Linked DNA regions of Mus musculus: region 2 is linked to region 1. The links are chromatin loops, found by intact Hi-C in ENCODE. Cell type or tissue: heart. All regions are shown on one strand. Each heading gives the region's core, and the rest is flanking DNA. Links, peaks and the distances in the headings are about the cores only.

Region 1 (16,526 bases), core at 5,191-13,190:
TTAGCAAACTGGCCTTCGCCAGCCGCTTTTGACTTTTTTCTTGACCAATTAGCTGGCTGGTAATGGGCTGCTTCTTCCTCCCAGTCTGTTTCCTCAGAGGAGAATTCTTCATCTGCTTCAGAACTACTAAGAGCTGGCTTCCTGAGCTCATCTAGTGACGAGTATCTCCTAGAGACCTCCGCTAATCGATCTTTTTTCTTTTCTTTTTTCTTTTCCTTCCTTCTAATCTCTCCCCAGGTATTCTTACCTGACCTAAACTTTTCCTCGGGTTCAAGACCCTTGGAAAGGCCTGTATACTTATTTTGTGTACCATATTTTCTCTTTGTTCCTACTCTCTCTCCCCGCTTTACTTCTGATAGCTTGTCCTGAATTTCCTCTAGAATTTTCAGCCCTATCTTAATCACTTGATAACATGTGAAAAGGAACAAAAGGGCTCCTAACACTAGAAAAAGTTCAAGGCCAAACATACCTGGTAAAGCCATTTCTCACTTCCGTTCCCCAGCTGATGAGTTCTGAATTCGGCAGTTGAATCCTTCTCAACAGTCTGTTTTATGGGAACACTTTATCACCGTCGTTCCCCAGCTGATGAGTTCTGAATTCGGCAGTTGAATCCTTCTCAACAGTCTGTGTTACGGGAACCTTTATAACCTTGATTCGCAGTTCTGGTTCCGGAATGAGGGATCTTCCTTGCGCCAGTCCCGAGTTTTTTTCTCGTCCCGGAATTCGGCACCAATTGTTATTAGACGCGTTCTCACGACCGGCCAGGAAGAACACCACAGACCAGAATCTTCTGCGGCAAAGCTTTATTCTTACATCTTCAGGAACAGAGTGCAAGAAGCAAGAGAGCAAGAAGCAAGAGAGAGAGAAAAGCAAGAGAGAGAGAAAAGCAAGAGAGAGAAGCAAGAGAGAGAGCGAGAGACAAGAGAGAGAGAGAAAAGCGAAAACCCCGTCCCTCTTAAGGAGCATTCTCCTTCGCCTCGGACGTGTCACTCCTTGATTGGCTGCAGCCCATCGGCCGAGTTGACGTCACGGGGAAGGCAGAGCACAAGTAGTCATAAGATACCCTTGGCACATGCGCAGATTATTTGTTTACCACTTAGAACACAGCTGTCAGCGCCATCTTGTAACGGCGAATGTGGGCGCGGCTCCCAACATCATACAAATGAGTTGTGTGGCATCCACTCCGCATGTGTGCACTACTCCCATTAGGTATATTAATGATTCTTTTATTAAAAGTACAGACCTATCGAATTACCTGAAGGGGAACTGGTCGCAGGAGCTGGAGAGGTTGCAGACGAGGCTGCAGATGCAGATCCTGAACCTTAATGGGACCAGAGTGGAACCAGTGACCCTCGGAGACTTTACCTCTTGGCTTACCTCTGCTTTTTCTTACTTTAAGGAATGGGTGGGAGTGATTTTGTTTGGTGCTGCCATATGCTGTGGACTGGTGTTCATGCTCTGGTTGGTATGCAAATTCAGAACCCAACAAAAACATGACAAGGTGATTATAACTCAGGCACTTTTAGCTATTGAAAACGGCACCTCCCCTGAAATTTGGTTATCTATGCTCAAGAATTAGTTGGCATCTGAGTTCTCTGCTCTTGAACCCAATGGCACTGGGATGAGAGAGACTCAACGATCATTGATCAGCCCTTGCTCATCAATAGGGTGATCATGATTTCCCCACTAATTCATTTTTTGGCTGGCCTCTTTTGCAGAGTTCGCCCTAGGTCATTTAGCAGTTACTGTCACACAGCACTGCGGTATCCAGAGACGGGCAACTTTCCTCATGCACAGACCAACCTAAGACATGGGGCCCAGTGGCGATAGGGTTACCCTATGACAGGAAAGGCTGTGACATTAGAGGAATGACCTAAAACAGGAGCCACGGCGGATGGACGTAATTGCACAGGCCTAGACCAGCCTCATTTTATTAAAACAAAAAGGAGGAGATGTGGGAAGCCGTTACAGAGTGGCAGTTACAGAGTGGCAGTTACAGAGTGGCAGTTAGAGTGGCAGTTGCAGAGTGGCAGTTGGCTACAGCTGGCCACCACACATACATAGCCAGTAAAGGTTCTTTTGCCAAGGTGAGGTTTTGAGAATTGACAAAAGTTAACCAATCAGATGAGAGACAAGTTAACCAATCAGATGAGAGACAAGTTAACCAATCAGATGAGAGACAAGTTAACCAATCAGATGAGAGAGAACGCCTGTCCTAGGCCTATAAAAGCAGCACCAGTTCTGGGCTCGAGGTCTTTTCGCCTCTACAATCAAGCTCTCCCAATAAACGTGTGCAGAAGGATCCTGTTGCAGCGTCGTTCTTCCTGGCCAGTCGAGCGTGCGCAAGAGTACATTAACTCCCATCAAGATTTTGGAAACTTGACACATCAGTCACAGAAAATTAATATGGATTTTCAGTTGTTGATACATTGTAAAAAATCTCTCCCTCTCCCTCTTCTCCCTCTTCTCCCTCTTCTCCCTCTTCTTCTCCCTCTTCTTCTCCCTCTTCTTCTCCCTCTCCCTCTCCCTCTCCCTCTCTCTCCCTCTCCCTCTCCCTCTCCCTCCCCTCCCCTCTCCCTCCCCCTCTCCCTCTCTCTCTGAGGCAGAGTCTCATGCAGTTCATGCTGGCCTTAAACTTCTGATTTTCTTGCCTCTACTTCCTGAGATCTTGCACTTTAAGAATGCCTCACCAAGCATAGTGATAAAACTTTAGGCTTGGTATTAGCTAGTCAAGCAAAACAATATCATCTTCTTTGATATATCAACTTTGATTGATGTTGAAAATCAATTGGTGATGATTCTGGTTTTCATCTATTCCATTCATCCATTTGTCTGTCTTTACATTTTTGTCACATTGCCTACTTTGTAACTTTAAGCTCTGGTGGCTTAACTTTTCTAGCCTCCTCCTCCTTCCCCTCCCCTCCCCCTCCTCCTCTTCCTCCTCCTTTTCCTCCCCCCTCCTCCTCTTTTTCCTTCTCCTCCTTCCCTTCCTCCTCCTTTTCCTCTTTCTTCTCCTCCTCCTCTTCTTTTCCCACAATTTGTTTAGAAGTTGTTTTTAGGTTATTTTTATTTTCAATTTTATATTAAAAAAAAATGCCTACTGAGATTTTGATTGGTATTGTATTAAATCAATTTGGGCAAAATTGATGTCTTCAACTTTGAATCTTCTGATCCATAGTACAATATGTCTCTCTTCACTTATGTCTTCTTCAATTCTTTTTGGCAATATTTTATATTTTATAGTGTATGGATCTTGCATATTTAAAAAATCAGATTAAAAGCTTCTGAAATGGCTCAGCATGGAGGGAAGTTTGCACACAGCCCCCATGATCCCACAAGGTGGCAGGAGAGAACTGACTCCTGATAGTTGTCCCCTGAACTTTACATATGCAACCTGGGACATGTGTGTCTGCAACACACACACATAAAAAAAATTTAAAACCAAATTAAGTATTCATGCTTCACATTGTTTATGCCAATATAGTGATGTTTACTCCCCCGCCCCCGAACTGGAGAGATGGCTCAGTGGTTAAGACGCTGTATGCTCTTGTAGAGAACTTACCTGATTCTGTTCCCAGCACCCACACTACAATTCATACTGTTTGCAATTGAGTTCAAGGGAATCTGATGCCCTCTTCTGGCCTCAGTGGACACTGCATGCATATGGTGCACATACAACTGTGTAGGCAAAGCATCCATACACATCAAATAAAAATATGTACATCTTAAAAAGGTGAAAAAAATCAAGTCTTTTTCTTTTTTAGTATATAGAAATACAAGAAACGCAAATGCTAAACTCATTATTAGTGCTAGAAGTTTTCTGACAGATTTCATGGAATTTTTCTAAGCAGCAACTATGTTTTAAATACAGGCAGTTTTGTCTCTTCATCTCTGATTTGGACATCTTTATTTTTCTTAGTGGACTGTCTAGAAAATCAAGAATGATGTTAGGTAGGCATGAGAATGTATATCTTTGTCTTGTTTTGATGTTAGGAGAAATTTATTCCATCTTTCATTGTTAAATAAATGTTAGGGTGTTAACCAAGTTTTTTATATATGTCTTTTATTCAGTGGTGGCTGCTTTAATTCTTAGTTTGCTAAGAGTTTTGATCAGAACTGAATGTTGGATTTTGCCATGCATTTAGCTTTTTCTGCATCTGTTGAGATACTCATATGGCTTACTTTTAAATCATAACAACATAATATAATAGCATATACTATATATGTTATATTTACTTTTAAATCATATTATGTATAAGAACATATATGTTATATTTATTTGTATATAACTGTCTTAGGCTTGCCATGACCAAGGCAACTCTTATAAAGGACAATATGTAATTGAGGCTGGCTTACAGGTTTATAGGTTTAGTCCATTTTCACCAAGGTGGAAGCATGGCAGCATGCAGGCAGGCATGGCACAGGAGAAACTTAGAAATTTATGACTTCATCCAAAGGAAGCCAGGAGCATACTGTCTTCCAGGAGGTTAGAAGGAGGGTCTCAAAGCCCACCTCCACAGTGACACACTTCCTCCAACAAGGCCATACCTCCTAATAGTACCACTCCCTAGGCCAAGCATACTCAAACCACCACAATAACCATATATATATATATATATATATATATATATATATATATATATATATATATATAAAACACATGTATATATAATATGTATATATGTGTGTGTGTACAAGCAACATATACATATACACATACATATATACATATCATATGAGGTTAAGTTATATTCTACATGATACATATTTAATGATGTCTTCAAAACCCTGATTTACAAATAAATTCACATTCGTGGGTACCAGCACTTAGGTGCTTAGTGTATCTTTTGTGGGATACAACACAAGTCCCGATATTTGGTAAGCTTCACTGATAGATTTTCAAATTAAAAGCTAATCTTGTTTCCTTGAAATAACCCCATCTGGCCATGATGTTTTGTGCTATTTATACATTATTAGATTTGATGTGCTAATGTTTTAGTAATAGTCATTGTCTTCAATAAGTGGTCGTGGTCTGTGGTATTCCACATTTTTAAATGGTCTTCATTTAGTTCCACCATTAGGATAATGTTGTGTTCATAAAATAGTTAGTAAATATTCCATTGTGTTCACTTTTCTGGGAGGCGTCTTTATAGAAATTGTAGGCAGAATCTCAGGTGTAAACCAGGAGCTAGCTGAACTCGGGATAGAACGAAGCGGAGATTTGGCTCAGGGTTAGGTGCATGAAGCTGAGGAGAGGTCACTAACCATGTGGAAGGTAGAATAGCTTGAATTGGTTAAATAAATCACAAGGTAGTCAGGGAATGAGCTGAAGCTTATGGCCTAGGCATTTATTAATAAACAGTCTCAGAGTCATCATTCTGGGAGCAGGGGCAGGAAAGAGGAAAGACAGATTTACTTTTACAAGGAACCATATCATTTCTTCCTTAAATGTGTCATAGAATTTACCACTAAAGCCCTGCAAATTTGAGTGTTTTTTTTTTTTTTCTTGGAAAGATTTAAAAGCTACGAACAATTTCTTTGATGGCTCTGTAGCTACTTATCTATTTCTTCTTGGGCAAGCTTTAACAGTTGGACCTTTGAAGCAATTTTGTTCATTCCATGTAAGCTGCTAAACGTATTAGAATAAACTTATTCATGTTATTTCTCCATTACTCTTTCTGTGTCTGTCAGGCCTGTAGTGATGCCTCCTCTTTCACTAATGCTAATGGTAGCAGTCATTTTTCTCTGGTATTTCATTATTACTCTGGCTAGAAGATTTTCTGGTTTTTGTTTTGTTTTGTTTTGTTTTTTAAAATCCTGTCAGCCCAGTTTTGGATTTATTTGCCCTGTACTGAGTTTATTGCCTTCTGTGCCAGTATTTTAAATCTTCTCTTATGCTTTAACTTTATTTGTTCTTTTGTAGTTGTTTGTTATTATTAGTGCATATTAATTACACTAATCAATGGTTTCAACTGACATTTTCATGCATGCTTAAATTGTGAGAACTTCCCTTGTTAAAAAGTGTTCAGTGCTATAAAAAGTGTTGCTTTAGCTGCATCCCTCAGATTGTTTTTATGTTGTGTTTTCATCTTTATTCACTTTAGCCTTCCTCCTAATGTTCCCTTTCATAATGCTTATTGATTTTGTTTGACATTTCATATGTGTACGTGATTTATTCTCTCTTTTTTTTTGCCCAAAGATTTATTTATTATTATATTAAGTACACTGTAGCTGACTTTAGACACACCAGAAGAGGGTATCAGATCTCATTATGGGTGGTTGTGAGCCACCATGTGGTTGCTGGGATTTGAACTCAGGACCTTCGGAAGAACAGTCAGTGCCCTTACCTGCTGCCATCTCGCCAGCCCATAGTCTTGTTACTTTTACCCTATCCTTTTTTGTCTCCTTCCATCCCTCTCATCCCTAACATCCCTTTCCCAAGTTCTTGATTTTCAGTTTTGTTTTGTGACCCATTCAGTTTAACCAGAGTCTGTGACCATGACTAGAAGTATTCACTGGAGCCTGTGGGGATCATTCTTTGCCATGAAACTGGAAGGTAATGACTTCCTCACTTCCTGAATCTGTCAATAGACAATAATTCAGCTATGAGCAGCTGAGCCTTCTGAGTTCCTTCTCCAACGATACTTGACTGTTGATTCTTTTGCAGATCCAGTGCACACATCTCCAGCTTTTGTGAATCCATGTTATTCCATTTTAATTATTTTTTTTCTAAATAGATTTATGTGTCTATGTATAAGTACGTGCATGTGTGTGCAGGTGTCAGGTGGAGTCCAGAAGAGGGCACTGGATCCCCTGGAGTTGAACTTACAGGAGGTTGCTTGTGAGCTGCCCAACATGGTTGCTGGGGACTGAACTCCAGGTCCCTGCAGGAGCACAGAGAACTCTCTTGACTGCTGAGCTACTTCCAGCTCTTCCGCCTTGAGTTCTTAATTGATATGGTTTATTTAGATGTTTGTATTTTGGTTTCCAAATATTTGGGAGGTTCTCAGATTTTTTTTTTTGTTATTGATTTTTAAATTATATTGTGTCTGGAGACCATGCATTTTGTGATCTTCTAAAAAGCAACTTTTTTTGCATAAACATTATTTTAATCCCTTTAAATATATTGAGACTTGTTTTATGGCTAAGATTTGGTTCATCCTGAAATAAGGTTTACCAGTTTACTTGGGGAAGATGTGCTTATCTGCTGTTTTTAAGGGAAGCTTTATAAATGTTTTGGAAATGTCAACACCAGGTGGATGGCACTGTTTAAATCTTCTTAAGATGACCTGTCTGCTGATTCTATCAATTATTAAGAGACACAGATATTAAATCTCTGGCTACAATTATGTAATTGTCTGCTTCTCTTTGCAGGCCAGTCCTAGGGTTCTTATTGCTCTGATAAACACCATGAAGAAAAGCAACTTAAGAGGAAAGGGTTTATTTCAACTTATGACTCTCAGATCACACTCATCACCTAGGGAAGTCAGGGCAGGATATCAAGGTAGGAAGTGACGCTGAGGCCACAGAGAAACTCTCCTTATTTGCTTGCTCCCCATGACTTGTTCAGCCTGCTTTCTTATACAACTCAGGACATGGGTGGGACTGTCCTCATGTGTGGGGGGCCCACCTACACCTGCAATTGTCAATCAAGACAATACCCCCATAGACTTGCCTACATGTCAATCTTATGGGGTAAGTTTCTCAGTTAAGATTCCACTTCCAAGATATGCCTAGGGTTTGTGTCGAGTTGACAAATTCCAACCAACATGAGTCCTATCAATTTTGCTTCATGTATTTTGAAGTGCCTGACAAGGTACTAACACATTCCGGATCAGTAATCAAGTCTACTTGTTGGTTTGAAATGTCCATCTCTATTGGTAGTAATAATTTTTTTGCTCTGAAATTTTCTTTTCTGATCTCCATATAGCTATGAATGTTTAACATTTAAAGTAGAAATCTAATAGAAAAATTTGCGTCATTATGTGGGGATATTCTCTCACTTTTTAGACTTTATCTTTTCAGAGTTTGATCGGAACCTCCCTTAAACATATAACATTTCTTGTGAGCTGACTCTTTGCCAGCTTCTGGTTCTTTTCCTGCAATGGAAGCATTGGTGTCATGGGCATGTGCATGTGGGCAAGTTGGCAGGTCAGGGGATAGGCACAGATTGACAGTAAAGGACCACTGGTGGGTCTCAAGTTTGCATGTAGGTTTGATAGGTGTACAGACGTTTGGGCATAGTTACTTTCCTTTCCTTCCTTCATTCCTTTCTTTCTTTCTTTCTTTCTTTCTTTCTTTCTTTCTTTCTTTCTTTCTTTCTTTCTTTCTTTCTTTCTTTCTTTCTTTCTGTTAATGGGTTAAAAAAAAAAGAGGCAGAGACAGTGAAAGAAAGGTGAGGGCAGAACGTGTTGACTTCAAATGGTGATTCCTCTCCTTTGCTGCCTGGGTTACTCTGGATAGAGAGCAGCCTCAGGTGTTTTGGCCCCAGGAGGGAAGCAGAACCAAATTAGATTGCCAGAGACAAACAGATCCAGAGACTGGGAATAATGGGTAGGAGGCCATCAACTAGAGGCAAGCACCAGGTTTTCCCATTAGGTGCGTTCGAACACATCAGGTCAGATACTGCCTCCTCTTTCCAAAGGCCTGGGCGAGGCAGCAGCAAATAGCCCTCAACACATTGCATTAAGTTCTCAGGTCTGAAGATCCTGTTTTATGGCCACTAACACGCTACCAACTAATTATTGTTTAATTATTGCTTAAAAAACGGATCAAACCGATCACCACAATTCAATCACCACACTAATTACTCAATATAACATCTGCTTTCTTTTCTCCCCCCCCCCTTTACCTTTTTTTTTTTTTTTTTTTTTTGGTTGTTATCCGGTTTCTCCTCAGCTCTACTTTCTAAGTTAATTGACATTCAGCTCGCTGCAACACCCCCTTTATCCAGGCCAACTGGATCTCTCCATTCACTGGAGAGAGAAGGACAGAACAGAGAAGGCCCCCGGGATTAGGGAGTTTTGATTGCTGTCCAAGAGGAGCCCTGAGATGCGGGCCAAGGACCAGAGCAGGACAGAGACAAATGAGAGACACAAAAGAGCGACAGGACAGGAGAGATAGGCAGGAAAGCATCCGTAAGAGGAATAAAACGGAACACGGTTCTCTGAGCCGCTCGCTCAAGAGATGTTGAAGGGGATACTGAATGAGGGTAAAGAACAGCTGAAAAGGGGAGACATAAGCAGGGATGCGGTGAGGCCTCCGAGGGCAGGGCGACCAGGGGCAGGTCAGGAAGGAGAGGGATGAAGTCCAGCCTCTAGGGACAGGCCAGTCCGACTTGGGGACTGAGGGCACTTGCTGCAGGAGGGGTGCGGGCAGGTCCGGATTCCCAGCGCGCACCTGGGAGCAGGGTGGGGCGGGGAGGTGGCAGGACCCGGAGCTTGCGGAGCTTGCGGCGGCGGCCGCTGAGTCCCCCGCAAGCCGGGAGAGCGCCCGGCGGCCCCGCCCTCCGCCCCGCCGCCTCCTCGGCCCGGGCTTTTCCTGCGGGGCTCAGGAAGCCGGCCTAGCGCGGCGCGAACAATAGCTCGGCCTGGGCTCCGGGAGGGCCCGCGCGGGCCTCGGGGAAGGGCGCGTCGCGCTGCGGGCCGCCCGCGGCGAGGCCCCGGGCCCGCGGGAGCGTCCCTGCAGCTCGGAGCTGCCCGGGTCATTGTTGGCTGGGACCGAGGGAGCCGGAGTCCGGGAGGAGCCACGGGAGCCGCGGCGGCGGGAGCCAGAGGGGGAGCCCGAGAGCTCGCGAGCCAGCCAGGGAGCCGGGAGGGAGGCAGCGAGCAGAGCGAGCTGAGCGAGGGAGGGAGGAGGTAGGGAGCCAGGGAGGGTGGGAGGGAGGAGGAAAAATAAAGAGGAGAGAGCCGAGCGGGGCTGAACAATAGAGACGGGCGGACGGGCGAGGAGAGGCAGCTGCCGCTGCCGGGCACCGCGGGCGCGCAGGCAGCCGGGACCCCGGGCCGGCCCGGGCTAGACAGCAGGCGGCCAGCGCCCCGGGGAAGGGGAGCATGGGGGGACCGGCGGCAGGCGCCCCTAGCCCGCCGCGCGCCGCCGCCTGAGGAGGCTCGGCGCCCCCCGCCGCAGCCCCCCGCCCCGCGCCCGCGCCCGCGTCCCGGAGCCCCGCGGCTGCCGGCTCTGTGGCCACGGCCGCCGCGCCCTCCGCCCACCGGGCGCCGCGCCGCCCTCGGCCCCAGGCTTCGCCGGCGCCCGGCTGCCCGCGGACGCCCTCCCCCAGTCATGAACCCCCCGGAGGGGGCATCGGAGGAAGGGGGAGCCGCCGACTCGGACGTGGACGCCTTTTTCCGGACAGGTAAGATCTCGGGCACGGTTTCGGGGATGGCGGGTGAGGGCGGCCGCCTCGGACGCGGTGTCTTCGGACAAGTTTGGGGACCGCAGGCAGGCTGCTGCCGGGGCGAGCGAGTCGGAGGCGGCTCCCCGCGATCGTCGGGGCTGGAGTTGCGGAGGTTCACGTTGTTCTGGCGGTGCTGGCTGCAGTTTGGGGGAGGGTGTGGGGGCTGGGCGCCCCTCGGCGTTCACCCCAGTTGCGGGAGTCTGTGTTGGGGAGGCGGGAGGCGGTCCCCCTGGGCCGCCTTCTCTGGGAGATGTTGGATCACTTTGCAGCGCGCCGCTTCAGCTACCGGTGTCCCGGCCCCTCCCTCGGCTCCCTACTTCCACAGTGCCTATCTGCGGGGCTCCCGGGTCGCCCGTGGTCGGTATCCCTTCTTCCCTCCAGGGCTCGAGGCCCTGATGTGCAAAGAGGGGCAGCAAGGGTCGCCAGGCGCTCAGACTGCAGACTGACAGGCAGAAGCCAGGCGATGAGAGAACGTGCAGGGTGCGTGTGGGGAAGCGGCATCTGGGACTTTGGACCCGCTGGGAGGATCGGAGGCACCTTGGACCCGCTGCTTGGTCCTTTCTCCAGCTCCGGGAACCGATGAGTTTTACCTAAGAATCACTTACTGCTGGAAGTGCGAGTTAGCGTCCCTCTTAATACACACCCACCAAATCTTTGCTTGCCTGCAGCGCGTGGAGCCTGTGATAGCTTTCCAGCCTTTGCGCCTCTGTACCTCCCAAGCAGCCTGTCTGTAGCTGCTCCTGTTCTCTGGCTCCACAGTCCCTTCCCCAGAATAGACACCGATCACCCTCATCTCCTACCACCTGTAGCCCTGTTTCAAACATCACCAATGTCCCCTGTACCTGTAGCTTCCACCAGCTCCGTTGTGCAGTTCCCCAGCTCCCCACACGTCTGCAACCATTTTGTCTGGAAATCTTTGTCCCAAGGACTCTGATAAGTTATGGGCGCCCCACGCATCTGCTCTCCCTTCGGGAAAGTTGGATCAGAGGACATGAACTGGTGGGGGTCAGGGGTCAGGTTAGCTCTGGAGGCTGCACACCCATCTGTTTCCTAACCCTGTTGCTTTGCCCTGGAGGACCACTCTAGGGAAAGGAGTCCCGGCTCTTTGTGGGGGAACTTGTGGCTTTGAAAGTCAAGACTTAATTGGCCCATATGGTCATCTCTAATTGGTCTGGGGAGGAAAGAGCTGGAGGACGGGAGTTGATGCCAGGGTCTGGGAAAGGGGAGGAGGCTCCTGTCATCCTGTCCTGCTTCCAGGGCTCAGCTTGCCCTCCCTCCCTCCTCCATCCTGGAGTCAGCATTTTCACTTTCCTCCCCCCCCCCGCCCCCCCCCCCCCGTCCCCTCCCGTCCCCTTTTCTCTCTTGCTCCTCTCTCCCGTCTTAGATACCAAAGCCTGGATTCTAAAGAGGTGTCTGCCTTGGGTTTATAGTCCTGAATCTAGGGAAAGAGGCTCTTGGAAGCTAAGTGACATCCAGAAACACTCACCAGGACCTCCCTCTTCCAGACCCCACTGGCATCCACCGCAGCCACGCCTAGCAGCTGTATTTTCTAGCTCTGGGGGAAAACCCACCATGGTATGAATTCATATTCTACCCTGAAGTGTGAATTCCTGTTCTTCATCCCCTCCCCTCCTCTCCCCTCTCCTCTCCTGCCCTCTCTTTTCTCTCTTCTTCCTTTCTTCTTCCTGTCTTCCTTACTTTTTTTCTGATAGGCATTTATTTGTTTTGTAGCTTCCAATTCTAGAGACTTGTTAATTTGTTGCTTTCCCTAGGACCTTTCAAATAGTTTACATTGTCTGGGCTGGTCTCAGATCACAGAGTCAGAAGTGGGCTGGGGTCAGTTTCCTACGGGGGGTAATGTCCTTCCACAGGGCAGTCTTGCTGGCTTCAAGGATGTGGTGGCAGCTGTGGTGGTGGTAAAGAGAGGCTAGATCTCATGTGCATTTAGAATCAGAGGCAATTTAAATCCTCTGTACACAGACCTGCAAGTGATTGATGACCTGTGGCAAGCTGTAAGGGGGGAGTCTAGAAGAGCACCTTTCTGCTTCATGGCCTTCTGTGTTTGGGCCCTCGACCTTCACCCCACTTGCAGTCTATCAGTCCCCTGTTAGGGATTCTTAAGTTTGGATAGACTACATTTCCCAACCTTCTCCTTTTTGATTCATGTCTTCTGTGAAACATAGCTCTGTACCTGGTTGGCTGGCTGGATTATAAATTTATTCAATTGAACAACTAAAAAAAAAAAAACCAAAACATCAAACAGATTGTCCAAAGTTTCCCCCACCAGGATTACCCCCTTCTTTGTGGTGGAAAAATTTGCATGTACAAAGACCAGACTGACAATTATTTTGTCAAAACTCTGGCATACCAGTGCCTCTAATTAGGCGTGTTTTAAATAATTTAGTCAGTTTACTTGTCTTGCCTACCTCTTTCTGATTACTTGGATTTTGTTTTTAGTTCTTGTGACCAACTGATTAAATGAGATTCACTTCTTTGCACTTACAAGGATATAGAGTCAGCTATGCTCCTCCACACTATCCTGGAGTGTAGTATAGTATCCTATAGCATAGATTGTATCTATAGCATGGTGTACTGTCCTATGGTATAATATAGATTGATACATTCCTGATTATCTTCCTAAGAATTCTATTTCAAGCCTGACAAACTATGTTACAGAGTTTTTCTTTTTTCTTTTTTTATTTTGTTACAGACTTTAAATTTTAATGAAATCTTAACCTTTTACTGGGAATGGTTGCAAGGCTGAAAAAGAGGTAGGTTATTGCAGGACTGGGACAGAAATGATTGAACAACAAGGACTTTCTAACACCTACTGGCAATCTTGTGCTGTCCAGGGTGCTGTGGAACACACAGAAGAAATGGTCACAGTAGTTTCTGTCCTCAAGAACTTACAGATGGCTAATTAACTGATGGCTAAAGGTTAACTTCGAGTTAAGAGCTGTCAGAACCAGAGAAGGCAGTGCCTAGGCTGGTCTTTGAAGTGGGCGGGGCAGGGAGATTGGGCAAAGATTAAAAGGATGGGTTTTTGAGGAAAATGGGCTGACTGAGGGGGAAGGGGTAACTTAGTAAGGGTGAGGGACAGGGTTGGCTAAGAATAAATAATAGGAACAAATAAGAGAGTCCTGAAACCTTCTGAAGAGGAGTTTGGACATGATTCAAGGGAAAACGGGAGTCATTGCTGGTGTTTGAGCAAAGACATCATAAGTAGTGTTTGGAAAGATTAGTCCAGTGGAGATATTATTAATGGCGTGGAAAAAAAAACCAATAAAGGTAAGATCAAGGGAGATGCTGAGGTCATCCAAGAATGAGGTGGAGGCTGGGGGGCTTGCCCTGTATAGATGGCAGAAAGGATGGAGGGTCAGGGCTAACTCTGAGAGACATCGTGACAGGTAGAAATGCTGGGTTTTCCTGACATAAGTGATGTGGTGAGAAATAGCTGGGTTGAGAGCTCAAGGATGGGCTATCCCTGATGACTGATGTTCTCAGCTCAGAGCATGTTTGCATTTGAAGAATTGGATGTGGACATCTAAGTCATTTTGGAGCCAGACATGTGGATTCAAGCACGGATGGCTAGGAGTGGTCCTGATGATTTGGAAGCATGGTGTAGTTGATGCTTCCAGAAGGAGAGAGTTGGGGGAAGAAGGGCTAGGAGGTCTTATTTTGGGGATGGCAGAAAGGATTCTGGATCCTGGAGACCACAGGAAGGCTGTGTGAGCTCTGATGTGATGATGGGGCAGACAGGCTGAGCAGGAGGAATAGAAAAACCAAACCCTTGGAGCTGATTCTGGGAGCACAGGATCAGAAGGGGCACTCAGGGTCAGCAACTGGGATGGCAAACAGGACATAGGCACTTGTAGTTTATCAGCAAGAGACAGGGTGGAGCACTGCTGTCAGAAAAGGAGCTTTGAGGTTTTGTCCTAGGTAGTTTGGGGGTGAGAGAGAGAGAGCACGAGCGTGAGCTAGCTGTGGAGACAGAAGTGGCTGCGTGGGATCCCAGAGACGAGACAGAAGAGTAGGCTCCATAACACAACTCATAGCTTAGCTCTGGTGAGCAAAAGAGAGAAACTCCTTCTTAGGAAAAAGGCAAAGGAAAAAGGAGTTGCTGGGAGCTCTGTCCAACTCTCTGTTGAGCTTTGATTCCGCATCCAGACGGTTTCAATGGGAAAGATGCTGTTAGCTGGGCTTTGGCCAAGCTCAGCTCAGTTCAGCTGAGCTTTCTCTGTGTATTTCCAGCCCCACAAACCACAGCATCCTCTTCACTGTCTCCATTCTCTACATGGCATGTTCTCTTTCCCAGTCGCGATGTTTAAGGCCTTGGCATTAATTCTAGGGATCTCCCTCCTCTCTATCAAACCTTGCTGCACAGTTCTGCATAGTGAACCTGTTGCTTATCCTCAGGGTGACTGCCCGAGGGCAGAACCCACCCGCCTTGGACTCCTTTTACAGCCCCCTTTCTCATCCCAAAGTCTGTCTCACCTCTGCCGTGTACCTGAGGCTCATAACACTCCCTAACACACTTTTTCACTTGTGACTGCCTGGTTTATGAACCTGCAGTAACTCCCTGGTGTCTATGTGTCAAGTCCATGCTTAGCTACTCAGTTGTAGTCAGTGTCCCTCCCCATTGTCTGAGGCATTTTTATTATTACTGATTCATTCCTATCCTACTCCATAGCCTCCAAATCCGACACGTTCTTCAAGATTAGTGTTCTGTCTTTTTTGAAAGCGTTTACAGTTTATGACTACCTCTGTAAAACCTCAGTGTCTATATTCTCACTGAGTTAGTGGCACCGTATTATTGTTTAGCCTTTTCCAGTGTATAGGACCTATTTCCCCATTAAAATTATGTATGTATATATATATTTGGAGTTAAGTACAAAGCCTTTAAAATATCTTACTCTTCATCAAAACTTCTATCTCCCTTAGAGATATAAGAGACATGGCCAAATGTAAGCCGTTGTTGAATCTAGGTTATGGTATGTCTTACTCACTGTGTTGTTCCTCAAACTTAGGTAATAACTCCATCCTGCTTGTATAGGAAGACAAATCATTGTCAGTCCAGATCATAGAAAAGGAAGACTTTGAAATAACCACACACTTTGTGTGTGATTCTTTGAGTAAATATCAGTAGGTATTTGGGAAGAGAGGAATCCTCTTGCCTCTTTTTGCAGAAAAGGAAAACATCTCTGTCTTCCTTAGGGTTTCATTGCTGTGAAGAGACACCATGACCAAGGCAACTCTTATAAAGGACAACATTTAGTTGGGGGGTTGCTTACAGGTTCAGAGGTTCGGTCCATGATATCAAGGGGGGAGCAGGGCAGCATCCAGGCAGACATGGTGCTGGGGGAACTGAGAGTTCTACATCCTGTTCCAAAGGCAAACAGTAGAAGACTGGCTTCAGGTAGCCAGAAGGAGGGTCTTAAAGCCCCACCCCCACCCCAACAATGACACACTTTCTCCAAAAAGGCCACACTTCTTAATAGTGCCCCTGCTTGGCCAAGCATATTCAAAACACCACAATCTCCTTTGATATACTCTTGAAGCATCACAAGGTAAACCCTATGCCCAGCATCTTAGTTAGGGGTTCTACTCCAGTGGTAAAACACCATGAGCAGGAGCAGCTTGGGGAAGAAAGGGCTTATTTCAGCTTACAGTCCTGATCACAGTCCATTACTAAGGGAATGTCAGGATGAGAATGTAGGGCAGGAACTTGGCAGAACTCACGCTGAGGCCATGGAGGGATGCTGTTTACTGACTTGCTCCCCCTGGCTTGCTCAGCTCATTTGCTTGTACACTCCAGGGACCACCTTCTCAGAAGTGGCACTGTCCACAATGGGCTGGGTTCTCTCATCTCAGTTGTCAGCCAAGAAAATTCCCAGACAGCTTTGCCTACAGTCCAGTCCTTTGGAGTCCTTTTTCTCAATTCAGATGTCTTCTTCCCAGATGACCTGACCTTGTATCAGATTGACATAAGCCTATCCAGCATACTCAGCTCAATGCTTATTGTATTTTTCAAATTCTCTTCTGTCTCCTTCAGTCATCAACTGGACATTTAGTCATTTGCTTGCTCAGGGACATCTGGAGGAGTGTGGAGAGGGAGAATGGTGTATTGTAG
Region 2 (16,526 bases), core at 4,360-12,359, 80 kb after region 1:
ATCCAGGGATCGTATGTGCTAGACAAGTAGTTTACACTAAGTTACAGCTACTGGGTTGGTTTTTTTTTTTTGGACAGTCTTTCTATAGCTCAGGCTGACCTTGAACTTAGAACTGCTTCTGTCTCATATTCCGAAATGATGGCATTAGTGGTATGTGCCACCATAGCCAACTCCAGCTCTATCCCATTAATCTTGCTGTTGTCACTGAATCTGGAAGAATGAGCAGACTTAAGAAATCATGAATTAATTCTAGTTTAGATTCAAACTTTTAAGGGTCCAAGCAAACTTAGGAAGCCCCAATGGCAGAGTTGTTCTTCATCCTTCCTGGTAATAGTTACAAGTGGGGCCTCCTGCCTCTCTACTGCCACAATAGAATTTTGTCCCCAAGAACCCAGCTAAGGCAAGGGCAGTGGAGTATCTTCCCCAGAAACCCAGGAGGAAAAATTGGCATGGGGCTTTTAATCTACATTCATGTAAAATGAAGTCTGTTAACTGGGATAATGAACTCCATATTTTATAAACTATTTTGAGCCTGTCTCAAAATAAAACCCAGGGCCAGGGGTGGAGGAAGGATGTAAGTCTTGGAGACAAAGTGGCATGGTTTACTCATCAATGTTTTTATTTTAATGATCCAAACCCTGTACAAGTCCCTTGGTGACACTGTAATGGAAACCACATTTTTTTTTCTTGCTAGAAGTTTCAAGATGAGCAAAGGCAAATGCTCTGGAGACATAACTAGGGTTACAAACTCTTATCCCCAATAATATACAAACCTTCCACCCAGGGGGCTCCAGCTACAGACAGTGTAGTTGGAAAGCAGTGAAATTATAGAGATATTTCTTCCACCAGTCTCTGGCCCACCACAACTTTGCTAGATCTTCCTTTTCTGACTCTTCCCCTCCCCCTCCCTCTCCATCGCTGCCTAGTGAACATAAATAAACAAGAGTCCTGGTGTTGACTCCTCTACCACAGGGAGATCATCCCAAATGGATGCTGCTGTTCCTGCAGGAGTCTTGGCCAGGCCTGGAGGAGCCTATGCACAGCAGGAGTGTGGGAAGCAAGGTGGCTCCTTCTGTGTTTGGGCCTCAGGGGCGAGTGTTCTCCCTGCTTGAGTCTTCTTTGCCTTGGAAAGCTTTCTGGACTTGAAGAGATCAAAGTTAAGAAAGTAGGTGTGGGCATGGTACATGAGGATTACGTGATGTGAGCTTGCTCTGATCCCTGTTTAAGTATGTCTTGGACACCTGGAATACGTAAGAGACTGGGAGCCCTGAATACATGGAGGCACTAATTTTTTGGGGAAAATTGAAGTTCAATGCTAACCTTATAGAGAAATTCCAGAACAAAGACAAACAAAAAGCTGAGATATTTCTCCCTTGGTTTTATGCTCTGCTTCGGTGGCCCGGGACGAGCACCCCCTGGGTGCTCTGCTTGGCTCTCCCTGCCCTTCCTACCTTATACCAAGGGTAAATAGTTGTTATAATAATAAATGTCAGGAAGACATTAATTAGAGCCCCCACCCGTTTTGTGTGTGATCATGTGGAAGCCAGAGGACACTTTTTGTTTTTGAGTCTGTCCCTTGGCCCAGGACTTGCTGAGTAGACTGTTAGCTGGCCAGTGAGCCTCAAGGACCCAGTGTCTGACTCTCTGGTGCTGGGATAGCAAGTATATGCCACTGTGCCCAGCTTTCAGTATCAGACTCAAGCCCTCATCTTACAAAGCAAGCACTTTACCAACTGAACCCTGTCCCTGGTGTACTCACTCACAACCCAAATACCATATATTTGTGGCACCACCCCACAAATGACGGATACTCTATTTTCCCTGTGGGTATCACTTACGATGCTGTTGGCTACATATAACTGCGTTCAAGCTCAAGCTGACTTAAACAATAAGTGGATGTCTTCTCCTCCACCATGTCTTAATGTGGGAAGTTGGGGAGCTGAACGGCATCTCCCGATTGACAGATTCTTTCTTATGTCGTCTGCTTGTGTTCGTCAGATTCATCACACCCATGAGATGCTGCAGTCATCAGTTTTAGAAAATTCTATTCCATTACCTCCATTTCCTCCTCTCACATTGATTAATATTGAGATTTCTTATTGGATCTTATGTATTCTTTATTGTTATTTCTGCATTTTTCATAATTTTATGTTTATGATGCACTCTAGATAATTTTCTCCAATCTATCTTCTGGCTTATTAACTACCTACTTAGATACGTCTAATCTGCAATTAAATGTGTGCATTGAGTTATCAATATCAATTATTGTATGTTCTGGTGCCAGAATACTTAACTGTTTTCCAAGTTACCCTCCAGTTTCATGAAAACCTTTTAAACTTGTCTTTAATATTGTTTTTTAACATAGTATACTTGTTTTATAGTTTTTGTTTGCTAATTCTAGGCTGTGGGGTTTTGTATATCTAACTCCTTTTGTTTTTCCATATTAAGTTAGGTAAAATTGACAAATAAAAATTGAATATATTTACCTTATATGGAATAATGCTTTGATATATAAGTCAGTGTTGTGGTGTAACTACCGTAGTTGTAGGTCTTGTCTGTAGTCTGTTGGTTTTGGTAGTCTTTGCTCATAGTATGCTTTTCCTTTTGTGTTTGGTTACTTTTTTATTACATCATGTTCACTATGTTTAAGAAAGCTTTTGTGGGGAGAAAATTCCATAATGATCGCTGTTTCTTGCAGATTGGCAGATGCTCGCAGACAAAGGTTGCTTTGTGTTCTTGACTCACTTCTTTGTCCCCCCCCCCCCCCAGCCGTTGACTGCGTAATGGTTGCTATCCTGTTGGGTCCTGGGTTGCTAATGCTTTTAAGAAGTCGATTCCAAGACCCCAATTCCTCGAAACCTAGAATGGTAACGTTTTTCCTGGAACAGTTTCTCCTCTCTTTTGTCAGGCTCCTGTTGACACCACCGGTCCAGTTCCACCTAAACCTGAGTTGAGTGCTTGGAGGCCTTGGAGCCACCGTAGGCAACTTGAGTCTCAGGTTTTCCAGAGAGCGGCCTTATTTCCAGGATGCTTTTACTATGAAGATAATGCTGTTCCCCTGGGAAGAAGCTTAGCTTGGAATAGTTATTCATGTGAGAATGCCTTCTCCTTGGGCAGGTTCTGAACTTTTGATCTTGTTCCCTTCATCTTTTCTGATTTTCTAAAGCATGGCTTAAATTTGCTTCTGTTTCTTGCCTATTGGCAAATGTTCTTCATGTAGAAGTCACTTTGTGTTCTGGGTCTCTTTGGATTTTCAGCTTCTCCTGGGTTTTGACCTACTGACTCTTTGTTGCCTTATTTTTTTTTTTTAATGCTTTCAGGAAGATTAAAAACAAACATAAGAAACAGTTGTTCCCAATGGAAAGGATTGGTCCTGTTCTCTTTTCCTGCCATTACAAGAAATGGAGAGCCTGGGACCTAATTCCTGGCATCCCTCTATTCTACCATGCTTATAATACCAAGCTGGCTGTCATAATTCCACATGTTGCATATGAGATTGACATCACAAAGATCCTGCTTCTTTACACTCAGTTCCCTTCAAGATTAAGAAAATATTTCCTAGATGTCCTTTAGACTTTATTTTTTCATAATTCCAAGGCCATTATACCACCAGCAATTCCTAAATAAATCTAGAAGGGGATACAGTTTCTGAGCTTATTGCAGTCACTACACATGAGGCTGGAAGTTGTCTTCCTAAAGCATACGATACTTGATTTCTAAACAAAATATAAGGACTGGGCGCAAGAATGAAGGGTGTAAATAGTCATGAGTGGGGCAATTATGTCTACTATACTGGGCTTACCTTGAGTTAACAGTTAAGAAACATAGTCATTGGCTTGGAGAGATGGCTCAGTGATTAAGAACACTTGACTGTTCTTCCAGAGGACCCATGTTTGATCCCCAGCACCACATCATGGTTCACAAATATCTGTAACTCTAATATCAGGGGATCTGATGCTCTGTTCTGGTTTCCATGGGCACCAGGCACAAGTGTGGTGCGTATGCCTACACACAGACAAAACATTCCTACACATTAAAAAAAATCTTAGGAAAAAACAGAGAGACATAGAGACAAATGTAATTATGGTTCTTGTTCTACCTGGGGACCTACATGTGCCCAGTGATGCAAGAAAATGTAGAGCTGGGTGTGGTGGCACAAACCTGTACTTCCAGCTCTCAGGAGGCTGAGGCAGGAAGGTCATGAGAGCAGGGCTAGTGTATATCAAACAATCCCGAACCAAACCAACTAGTTAAGCAACCAACCAACCAACCAACCAACCAACCAACCAACCAACCAAATAAAAAGCCCAGCTTGTCCTTGTCTGGTGAGATGGTTCAGCGGGTAAAGGTACTTGCTGCTAAACCTGAGGACCTAAGTTCAGCCCTTGAGACTCACAGGGTTGAAGGAGAGAATCAAGTCTTGCACACTGCTCTCTGAGCTCTGTGCCCACAACCAGGCATATGTGCACACACTCAAGTGAATAATAAATACATGCAATTTAGAAATTTAGAAATGTAGAAAATGAGGATTGGGCCTTTGGTCCTAATCATAACCAGCAAGATGGGAGGTAGAGTAAAGAAGGCAGATACTCAGACTTAAAAAAAAATTCGGAAAGACAAGCCATGGGTTTGAAAACATACTTTGTGACTTAAAAACTGAGAGTTTGAGATAACCCATGATCAAAGTATAGTAAACATCCTTAATTCAAAACATTCGAGATTAAAATTACATCAGAAATAATTACTTTATTAAAAATTCATTTTAAACATGATCATATTACAAATCACTTCATTTATAAATGCACAGAATATAGAGCCTAATGCTTCTTATCACCGTAACAGTGCTTTCTAGTCACCATGGACTGCACTGCGTGAGCTGAGTCCTCTGTAGATCTTTAGCAGAAGTGGACTGCAGCTGGCCAGAGGAGGAGCACGTTAGGTTTTAGGTTCCTCCTTGGGAACATGAGCCTCTCTTTCCCTGCAGGGCTAGAAGGCTGCCCTTGCTCTAATATGCCACTCATTTCTAGGAGTAGGAGACATAGAAGGTGAGGTGTCAGGTACCAAGACAGTCTTTGGTGAGTGCTGGCTTACTTCTTTGCCTTTAGGCACTAGATGGGCTTCATATCATCCCTTTGAGACAAGCATCCTCGGGAGAAGGAATATTTCTCCCCCCTTGATCTTGATCTTGCCCTCTATAGTGTCCATGTGACGAGAAGGCAACATCTGTAGACTTGGGCTGTCTTCCCTCCCTCTTTCCTATATCCTGTATCTATCTACAGTTTTACTTCATTGTAGAAGTTCTCCTTACTAGTAGAGTTTTTGCCATAGATTGCTAATTCATAGTAATCCCTCAAAGAAGACGTCTCAGGCAGGACCAAAGGAGGCATGTCATACTCATCTTTTTTGGGGGTTGGGGTCACAGTCAGTTGAGTACAGCTCAGTTTGGGGGGAGGTGGGAAATATGGGGTGAAAGTAAATTGAAGTGGTCTTCATGTAGCTTCTGTTCTTTTTGAACACAAGAGTCCCATCAAGTCCGGAAGATGTTATTTTGCCTCAGCCCTCCTGAACTCCTCTGGCTTTTACGGTCTTTTCTCTTCTGTGATGAGCACCATGGAGACAGCATGTTATAAGTGTCTTATCCATGGCCGAGCACTCCATGGTCACTTCCTCTTGAGTTTCTGCATCAGCCATCATCCACTGCACAAAGAAACTTCTCTGATGAGGTCTGAAGATACACTAAGATACAGGGAGAAATATAGGAATTTGGAGGACAGTTTGATACCGTGTCCAGAAATTATAGTATTACGTTTACCCCTAGGACATGTGAGCTCCCCAATCATGAGTTCTTGGCTGTATTTATAGTACCTGTACAATACTCCTGTGGAGTGGGCCTTAAATCTAATCAGAAACCAGATGGTTACCCCCATGTCGTTCATGCCACCATTGCAGTTAATGCTGTAATTTACAGGATTTACAGCAGATGAGACAGTTGCTGATGACCCCCTATCTGGCAGCCTTTACAGCACCTCCTGGTACTATGATCGCTGTCCAGTAGGGAGGAAGCCTCCTGGTCAATACTGACTTTATTTTTTCAGGTCTTATGACAGTGTTTGTGCTATCTTTAGCAATAAGGTCTTATCAAGGTCTGGGGAGCAGCCAAGGGCAATGACCTTAGCTTGTGTTGTTTTGGGGGGTCTCTGAGAGAACTGTGACCAATGACTAGAGGAGAAGTATCCCCTACTGGCCCTAGACTTTTTATTTGGCAACTTATGGTTTCTGGGATAACTCCAATTAAACTCCAATTAAATAGTAGGCTTCCATATGGCTTTATCCTTTAAAAAACCTACAATAATCAAGTGAGTTACTGGCCATATTTACAGTACTCTGCATGTGTTTAACTTGTGGAATGAGCCTTAAATCTAATCAGAAAGCAGATGGTTACCTTCCTAACATTGATGCCACTATTGCGGTTCACAGGATTTACAGTGCGTAAGGTAGTTGATGATTTCCCTGATTGGCAGCCCAGCAGTTATTTCGCAGAGTGAGTTTCTTTTTTTGACAGTATGTTAAATGGCTAAGCATGAGGAGGTTTTGAGTCAACATGGCTGGGTTAACTCATGACTCTAACACAGCTCTGTGACTTTAAATGAAACACTTAGTCTCTCTGCCTCAGCTGCCCTCCTTGATGAGAAACAAATAGCACATTGGTTTAGCTTATTCATGTTTATCTCTTAAAACATTAGCTACTAACTCTCAATCTCAATGATCAATTATCTACCTTTTGGAAAAGAAGATAATGCCCGAACAGTCAAGAGGAGGGCCGGGTCCTGAAAGGGTAGGTGGGTTCTGCGAGGTCCTGGAGAAAACACATAGTACCAGGCACTAAGACCATGTCTAGGCAGATGAAGCAAGAAGTTAGCTCCATTTGCCTTGAAGTTTTGTCCCTCGGCACTGGGGACAAACTTTTGTGTTAGGTTTCTCTGTGTACTTAGTTGTTTCCAGGCAGGAGGCAGGGAGGAGTTGGGCATCAGTGTGCCTTCTAAGGCCCTGCCTCCTCACCTTGAGGCTGCTGCCAGGCAGCTGAACTGGGCATCCTCTGAGGAGGCAGCCCTGCTGGCTCAGGCAGCCAAGCCCAAGGTGCTTCCTGCCTTGCTGGAGTTCTTTCTCTGTCAAGTAAGTTAAGGACTTCCATGGTCAGCCCTGAAAAATGGACATACTAATTGGCAAGCATTAGAAAGCTCTGGAGCTGATAAATCTTCAGACTTTGGGCAGTATCTGCTGAAATCTATTCTTATTGACCACGTCAGGCCTGAAGGATCCAAGGGTGGTAGTGAAATTCAATCTTAACCTATGGAGGGAGCGGCTGAGGTAGTTAGAACTCTTGAAGGGGCTGGTAGATAGAGAGTAGATCCCAGGTCAAATGTTAAAGAGAGTCCTCTTTTTAGGCAGTAAAAGTGATTGTAGCTGCCACTTCAGAAAGAGTGGAGATAGTCCAGGTCTGAAACATTAAATTGAGAGAATTTATGTCAGAGATAAATTATAGTCATCTGTAGGATGTAGTTTTTATTACCCTGCTTTAAGCTCTGGGTGGACCATGCTACCAGGCCCTCCCAGGTTCCCTTGAGTCCTCAGATGAAACACACACACACACACACACACACACACACACACACACACACACCACAAATGCCAGTTAATCTTAAAATGCCTTTGCTAGCTCAGTGACTGGACACTCCTAAACTTCCCCTGTTACCCCAGGTGTAATCTGATAGAGGGGCCATTGACCACTCCAGCTGAAAACTCCCATAGCTGGTTGGTTTTATCTCTTGCTGTTCACTTCTGGCCATTCATCTGGAAGGCAGGCACCCATTGGTACCTGTTTGTATGATGTGGGGAAAGGCAAATGGGTATAGGGACATCATGAGCTCTCTTGCACATATGTTCTTCTCTAGACAATATTCTGGGCATCTCGGAGAGGGTCACTGTGCATAGGCTGAGGGAGCTGCTCTCATTAGGGGCAGATGGTGCTGAGCTTGTGAACACAGAGTGGGGAAGATGGACTAGGCTGCTCTCAGGGCTTGATGGGGTCTAGTGAAGACTCCTAAGGACTCAGGATGTTAGGCACTTACAAAGTTGGGATTTGAGAGCCTTGGAGCCTATGTGCTTTACACATTCTTTACCAATGGGAGGCAGCTTCAACCAGAGGCCAGCAGGTGTGGTTGGCAGGATGCTTGAGAGCAAGAGCAAGCCCTGGGAATGTGCAAGTATGAGGGTTTTTAAGGGCTGAGTTACCACAGGAGAATAAAAGATCTGAAGCCCAAGCCAGTGCTCTCTTGTCTCTGTTGCGGATACTTATTTGGTTCAGTTAGAAAAGTCCTTGATTATGAGGCAGTGTAACTTACTCAACAAATGCCTATTGAATAGGAATAACCACACAAGCTCTTTTATGAGCAAAATGGAAACAGTGATGAAGGGAAGGGATGCATGGTTGGAAGGTACCATGAAAGCAGCGAAGAAAATACTCTCTGTGGACTTGGACTTAGATGATCTTAAGGATGAGAGGGAAATGGACCTATGAAGGCAGAGCACAGAAGAGAGGAGAGTAGGGGAAATAATGTTCACGTGAAAGAGCTATGTCTGTATATATTATGAGTGCGTATGAGGAAAGACAGGAATGAGACAGAAAGCTGGCAACACTGGCTGATGGAGACTAGGGGCTTTACCCCTATTGGGCTGCCATTGGGAGATCCCAGTAAGCAAGGCAACGTTGCTCAATGTCTCCTGGCTGAGGTCACTTAGTCGCCTGGGTGTTAGCAGGGCTGCAGGCCATGATTGTTTCAATATGTTCTCTTCCTGGCCTTCTCAAGGGAGCAGTGGTAACTTTATTTTTACCCACCTCTCTGTTTTGGGTATATGCCAGCTTAGTAGCTCTGTGCTTCCAGTTGGGAAGGAACTTCTGTTCAAAGTGCTAAATGGGTGGAGTCTTTCCGCCACAGTAGAAGCCCTGCAGCACTGCTGCCCCTCCTGGGTGTTGACCTTGGCTGTTGAGGGTATGTTCCTTGATTTAATGTTTTTTTTTTCTTCCTCTGCTTTTTAAGTTCTGTCCTGGTACTTCTGAATAGCCAAGGGTTTCTTTAAGGAGCTAGAGCCAGGGTAACATATGAGTTGGGAGTGAGCAAGTTGTCATGGGAATGTAGGTCTTTACTTCAGTTAGATTTACTTTCACTTTATCATAAGTACCAGAAGCTTCATAAATTTAAATTGGTTTCTAGGAGCAGATCCAAGACCAGGAACATTTCTCAGTGTGGAAGAATAGGTTGTCAGCAAAGTTAGGGGTGCGTTTTTCAAGATAAAAATCTATTTATCTGGGTGTGGTACTGTATTGTAGAAGTGTAAGCCAGATAAATCCTTTCCTCTATCAAGTTGGTTTTAGTTGGCATTTTATCATAGAAACAGAGGCTCAAACGAGGACAGTGATTGAATGAGAATCTCAGTGTCAGGCACAGGTTACATCTCTATGATATATTAATCAGAGAGGCCCTGAGGCATCTAAAGCAATATAGGCTGCCATTGCTCCTGGCTGGCCAGCAGAACTAGATGGGAAGACTGGATTGTTAAACAGACCATACATACATGGGTTGCAGGACACAGAGAAATCACTCTTGAACTGACCAGTAATAGTGGGAAGGGTGCTTATGGTGGTAACCAACTTCTCCCTTGATTGGATTTGAGGCTTACTCAACAGGAAGGACTTCTTGACTGGTACTATAGGCTTGGTCAGAACTCATGGAGCTGCTGGCTGCTGAGAGAGTGGCCATTGGAAGGTTGTTCTTGCCCATGTGCATACGAGCAACATTAATTGGACTCAGTGGGTTAAAATTAAGATGTTATAAAAGAAGGAAGTGAAGTTGGAGGGAGATTTGCTGGGGAATGGGTCTTGAGGAGAGTTGGAGGGGCATAGTGAAGGGTGGATATGATCAAGATACATTTTATACATCTATGAAAATTTCAAGGAATAAATAAAAAATGAAGATAAAACTGTCTAGACCTTTTAATTAAAAAAAAAAGAACCTGGGAATATAGTCCAGTGATAATGATTGTATTATAACTTGGTTTTGTTTGTTTGTTTAGGATATAGATTCTTTTTATTTGCCAGAATATTATAGGAACATCTTCATATCAGCCCCTACACTAGTATAGCTAATGTTTTACAAATCAAGAAACTGAGGCAAACAGTCTAGTGTCATGCCCAAGTTGTTTGGTTTATATAATGCTGTGCATAGTAGGGTTCTAGCCTGGTTTTTTTTTTCTTTTTTTTTAATATTTTTTTATTACATATTTTCCTCAATTACATTTCCAATGCTATCCCAAAAGTCCCCCTTACCCTCCCCCCCCACTTCCCTACCCACCCATTCCCTTTTTTTTTGGCCCTGGCGTTCCCCTGTACTGGGGCATATACAGTTTGCATGTCCAATGGGCCTCTCTTTCCAGTGATGGCCGACTAGGCCATCTTTTGATACATATGCAGCTAGAGTCAAGAGATCTGGGGTACTGGTTAGTTCATATTGTTGTTCCACCTATAGGGTTGCAGATCCCTTTAGCTCCTTGGGTACTTTCTCTAGCTCCTCCATTGGGGTCCCTGTGATCCATCCAATAGCTGACTGTGAGCATCCACTTCTGTGTTTGCTAGGCCCCGGCATAGTCTCACAAGAGACAGCTACATCTGGGTCCTTTCGATAAAATCTTGCTAGTGTATGCAATGGTGTCAGCGTTTTTCTTAACCTAAGTAAGCCCTGTGTCCTCTGCATTCCAGCACTGGGGGCTCTGATGAGACGAGCTGGACCCTTGGTATTGGAGGTAGAGCCAGGTGGTGAGCTGTTCATACTTGTGCTGGGGTTTCTCCTAGCCACCAAAGCACCTGGGGCTGTGATCCTAGGCTTCTTTCTGCTTTGAAGCTAAGTCACCTCTATCCTTTCTGGAGTTCACATTAACATCTGCTCATCACCGAGTAGATCCCTCCTCTTGCTCTGCCATTCCATCTTCAGTCCTCTGCAGAATCGGGGGAGTGAAAGATGGGAGATCAAGTGACAGATGAAAGGTCAGAATTCAGACATCTTGGACTTCATTCTGATCTGCATAGTCCAGAGTGAGAGAAGACTGGTCAGTATATGGACAGGGGTTTTTCTGTGGTCCTGCTGCTATGAGCTAAGGCTATAGGGGCTATAGGAAAAAAACCTTTTCCCCTGAGCATATGGAGGGTGGAAGAATAAAAAGTTATATGTATAAAGAAGCAAAGCATCTATAAAGTCATCTCTGGGGAGAGAAGAAAGAGAGTGGTTTCAATGGGGGGGGGGAGAGAGAGAGAAAGAGAAAGAGAGAGAACATTGAGAATATTAAAGGTCACAGGCTAGTGATGTAATTTCTCTTTTTTCGCTATTGCTCTTTATTTTTGGGGACCGCATCTCACTGAACTTGGAGCTTATCAATTTGCCAAGAGTAGCTGTCAACAAGCTCCAGGAATCCTCCTGCCTCCACCTCCCCAGTGCTAAAATTACAGATGTGCTCCACCATGCCTGGCTTTTGCGTAGGTACTGGGCATCTAAACTTAGATTCTCATGCTTGCTTGACAAGCGCTTTACCAACCGAGCCATTTCCCCAACTCCTCTGTGGAGTTTCGTTCAGTCGTAAAGAAGAACAAAAGTACATCACTGCAGGAAAATGGATAGAACCGGAGCTTAGCACAGTGAAGTAAGACAGGCTCAAAGGAGAAGGACTGCACATTCCCCCTCGTATGCTAAATCTAGATTAAAAGTGCAGTTGTATGGTCTGAAAGCAGAAGGGACATTTGAGAAGAGGGAGGGAGCTGTGGTGCAGGGGAACAAGAAGGTAAGAGGGGGAACCATGAGCAGAGGGTGTTCTAATGTTTTCATTGTCCTGCAGGACAATGAAAACATTATAATGAAAGGCATCATATTACACGATGAATATGTGCTAATAGTATGAGGTTTTTGTTCCGTTTGTTCCTTTGTTTGTTTGTTTGTTAACGTGATTTAAAAAGTGCCTGGAAAGGCTTCCTGCCCAGACCCCTCTGACCCTGGCAGTGCTTGGACACCGCACATTTTCACTCACTTTTTCCTTAGTAAAAGATAGCTGGTCTTTTAATGAACGCCAAAATAACTCACCCAGGTGTTAATTTAAGACTCTTCCGGAAGAAGTAGAGGAACGGTAGGCAGTGTGGGGGGACTGTGGGAGGGAGTGGGGGCGGGTGGTGTCTAGAGTGAACGGCATGACTCACTTGGTGAGAGGAATGCTGGGATGGCTTCCTGGAGGAGAGAAGCACTTAACACAGTGTGAAGGCCAAGGGTGCGGTTTCAGGAGCTGTGGCCTGGCATTCACCAAGATACTGAACATAAGTTTTTAGCTTCTGGGATAATGGAATTAGCTCCAGTAGTACACTGTGCAAAGCCGTTATTAACTTACAAGTTTTAATAATTATTTCTCAGAAGCCCTTTCACTTTGGTGTAGTATGTCTTCCCAGGACTTTAACATTTTTAAAAAGGACATTCAATTACTATAAAAGATGAAGCCCCTTTAGATTTCAAGTTGCCTTAGGAAGGCACCCCCTCTCTCCTCAGAGACACAGGGACTCCTCTCAAGGATGCCCTGGAGGCTTGCCTGAGAACAGCACAGTGGCGGCAAAGGAGGGGGTCTTCCCACAGGGAAAGTTCCCACTGCAGAACTTTCCAGGTCTGAGAAATCTTCCTCGGGGAAGCCAGGACACTGCCCTCAGTGTCAGAGCTGGATATGGGGAGGCTGAGTGGTGGGCCTCCCAGTCAGGGTACAGGATAAGGGACCACAGGTGGCAGGTGTTTCTGGTGGCTACTTAAAAGGAGCCCTTGGTGGGGCTGAGGGGGTGGGGTCGGCCTTAACTGTGCTCCCTGTGATGTAAGCAGGGATAGCTATTCTTAGGATCCAGGGAAACTTTAGCAAGTGAGTGGGGATTACACCATCTCTGTGGGAGTGAGGGATATGAACATCTTACAAGTGCTGTGCCTACACACCCTCACAGCAAGCCTCTGCCCTGACACAGACCCTGGGTGTTACTATAGCTTCTGCATGGGTAATGGCAGCTGATCATTTAGGCCAGATGTAAATGGCTCAGCTGCAAATAAGTAGCCATGGAGCACTAATAACAGTAAGCAACTTTAATTTCTCACATTTTATAACTGAATCATTTGAATATTAAACACCCAGTTTTTCTTTAACTCTGAAAATAGTTTCTTACTTAAGTTTCACAATACTGGGAGGAAGCTCCAATTCTTTGTAGTTTATAAAGCACATCTAACACCTTATTTGATTTTTTTCCAACAGTACATCTGTATTTATTTCATAAGTGGGAAGTGACCCGATGAGTGGCTAGCTAGACACTCACTGTTTATCCATCAAGCAATGATATTGAAATGTGAGCTCAAAGCTCCGGATTCCATCTCTACCGTCCCTTCCAACACTCTAGATGCGCCCAGCTCATAATTACTCAGAAAGACACTCATAGTTCTGGAGAGCCAAGTGTTAAGATTGGGTAGCCCTGTTGCTCTGGGCTTGTCCTAAGGGCAGTTGATCATGGCAGGCATGCAGTGCAGTGCAGATAGCTTACATCAGGAGCCAGGAAGCAAGGAGAAATGGAGACATTAGGCGAGTCTGTGTAATGGACATGACCTCCGTGACCCAAAGACCTTGTGCAAAACCCTGCATTTAAATCATGCTATCCCAGGATCCAAGCCTGTAGTCCATGGCCTTTGGGGGACACTGATTGTCTAAGCTATAACACTGGGAGTGGTGTCTGAGCAGGCTGGAGTATTATAAATGCTTATGTGGCTTCAGAGTCTAGGGTGAGAGGCAGCAGAGAGTGGAAACTGACGCACTTGAATCATGGCGCCCTAAGTTCCAGATACCCTTAAAGGATACCTCAGCATTTAACACTTGAGCTGGGGGTGGCTAGGGGGGTCTTAGAGGGAGCACACAGATATGGCACAGTGCATCATTCAGAGGAAGTCAGGGGAAAACTCACACTTTGAATTAGAAATGAGGCTGTTTCCAGGATCTCCACATACAAACACCCACTGAAGAATGGGCAGAAGTTTTCAGATCCAAGAAGATACTAAGATAAATACCTAAGTGGAGCAAATTCTACTGCGAATCATTAAGGCAAACACAAATCTCACAAATAAGTTTTCTCTTATTTTTTATTATCATGGCAGGCATGCAGTGCAGTGCAGATAGCTTACATCAGGAGCCAGGAAGCAAGGAGAAATGGAGACATTAGGTGAGTCCGTGTAATGGACATGACCTCCATTTTTTTTAGTGTCCAGCTAGCCACTCATCGGGTCAATAAGATTTTTTTTTTTGAGGGAAATTAAGTCAGCTTGATGCTTTCTGTGACTAAGTGCCATTGCTGGCTTCTTTGGGATCTGTTCTGGGTCACACAGGTGGGCAAGGGCGTGGGAATCCTTCCTGGCTGGCCAGCTCAAGCATAAGCCGGGCCACACCAAAACGGTAATACAGAACCAAATGTGTCTGGATAAAAAGCAAGTTAACTTGTGGTCCTTTAATGCTGAGTTTGAAGGTTCTAGGAGTTGGGGAGTGGGTGGGGTGGGCTTTGGACGAATCCCCTGGGTTTCAAGTGTTAAATGCTGCCATATATCCTTTGAGGGTATCTGGAACTTAGGACTCCATGATTCGAGCTAATGCAGGTGATTCAAGTAATTGTTGGTGAACAGATGTCTGAATGTCTTCCCTGGGCTGCCGCTAGTAATGATGTGCTGACCAGTGGTGTAGGTGAGGGTTCCAAAGACGGTCATGAGGCTTGGGAAAACATCAGAAGTTCTGATGATCTCATCTGGAGCAGTAAAGGACATCAGCTCCTGTCTGCACAGAGAGACTAACGCCTGCTCACTGGTCTCTTTGCTATGCTTGTCAGGTCAAAGCTGGCTGTGGTGGTGGGTCTCGTGAGGCGGGGCCTCTGGCCTCCAGCTTGGGTTTCTGTTGTATCTGTATCTATCACAGTACCCATGGCTCTGGATCCTGGGTCTGAGGTCTTTAGGTGGGCAGCTGCATGATGGTCTTGCCACCCTGAGTCAGGCTTGCTTTCAGTTCCATTCTGACTTTCTTTTTGAGGCACATGGGTGGCTTAGATCAGTCTTCACAGATGAAGTAAAATCTTATGGTTTTTCACAAGCACAGGGCTATTAGGGTCCAGATGTAACCCAGTGTGTTACTGTTTTGCTTACACATTTTCCTTTTCCTCCTTTCCCCCTTAGTCCTTCCATTTCTTTCTTTTTGAGACAAAGTTTACTCTCTGGAACTTGCTGTATAGCACAGGCTGGCCTCAAACTCATAATCCTCTTGTCATAGCCTCCGCTGGGATTGCAAGCACACGTTCTCAGGCAGGCCTGCTGTAAACTCCCGTTTTCTAAATCAAGAGTGTGGTTAACCATATTAGCAAGGAAGAAGAACACCCATTCTCAACAGAATCACCGAATTTACCCAAATATGTACTAGAACCAGTCAAGTGTCCAGCGCTACGCTGCACGTGCCAGTAGATTCCAGAGCCTAGACAAATCTTTGTCTTTGAAGGACAAAGGTTAGAACCTGTAAAGAAAAATGGAGTATAAATACTTCTTTCTACTCAATTAGGTGACCATTAATTTAACATATAAAACACCTTTTCTGGGTAGAACTGCCTTTACCTTCAAGATGCTTCAAAAGTTTAGAATTATCTTGTAAAGTGGAGAGTAACAAGAATTCTAGGAAAATTCTGTATTGATATAGGGATATTTTTTATCTATATATCTGCATATATATATGTATATACATATACATATCTCCTATACACTCATTACTTCTATGAGTAGGTCAGGATATGGAATCACCAGATAAAAGATTTTGATTTTTTTTTTAAATTTTCTCTGCAGACCTTAGCATGCTGTCTAGTACATAGTAGATGCTCAGTAAATAATGTTAAATAGATGAATGCTTTTTTTCTACTCTGGAATGATCAATCGCGCCTGAGCCAGTTGTTTAAAATATATATAATAGAATTTGAGTAGCGGCAGAGAAGATATTTCAAATTTTTCAGGGGACACCACTGCCAACTCCACAGCACTCTGATATTTATTTCTCTTTCATGTTTGTAAAATATTGCTCAAAGCACCCATGAGCACCTGGCTACTTCTTAGCCACTTTATCAGAGCGTTAGAGAAGAGTTGGCGGTGGGACCTGCGGCACCTGGCTGAATGATAAAGTGTGAGAAATGGTGAGTTATTTATTTCTACTTGAGACATTTTTCTAGTTTGGGAATGCCTTTGGAGCCCCTATGAAAGAGGCCGTGGATCAGAATTCTTTTAAGGCCATTAATTATTGAACTTGTTTTGTTGTAAACCAAAGGAGCCTCTTAGAGGGGTCAGCTGTTGCAGATGCAGAGCGGGTTGGGTCAGCACCAGTGTAAATGCTGTTAATCACAGGAGGAC

What was found. Hi-C counts contacts between places; a loop is a spot of excess contacts. Peaks named below come from ENCODE experiments on the same cell type or tissue, not always from the same donor. Only the 100,000 strongest peaks of a DNase experiment are listed, where the experiment ranks them.
Region 2: a loop joins it to region 1, with 4 times the contacts of the local background. A loop is called at or near these places in 3 of 42 quality-filtered maps.

Annotation. Positions count from the first base shown.
Region 1 is chr16:34,566,935-34,583,460 of GRCm38, reverse strand. It overlaps a transcript of Kalrn not described here. Among named protein-coding and RNA genes, the nearest start is that of Kalrn, 61 kb to the right of the region's middle. In heart, for the core only: CTCF peaks have their summits at 9,768 and 11,264; DNase peaks (open chromatin) are centred at 9,040, 9,770, 10,310, 10,730 and 1 weaker place; H3K4me3 peaks cover 3,116 bases; H3K27ac peaks cover 2,459 bases; H3K27me3 peaks cover 363 bases.
Region 2 is chr16:34,486,477-34,503,002 of GRCm38, reverse strand. All of the region lies in intron 1 of Kalrn (kalirin, RhoGEF kinase), which reads left to right. Among named protein-coding and RNA genes, the nearest start is that of Kalrn, 19 kb to the left of the region's middle. In heart, for the core only: a CTCF peak has its summit at 9,021; DNase peaks (open chromatin) are centred at 8,992 and 12,312; H3K27ac peaks cover 923 bases.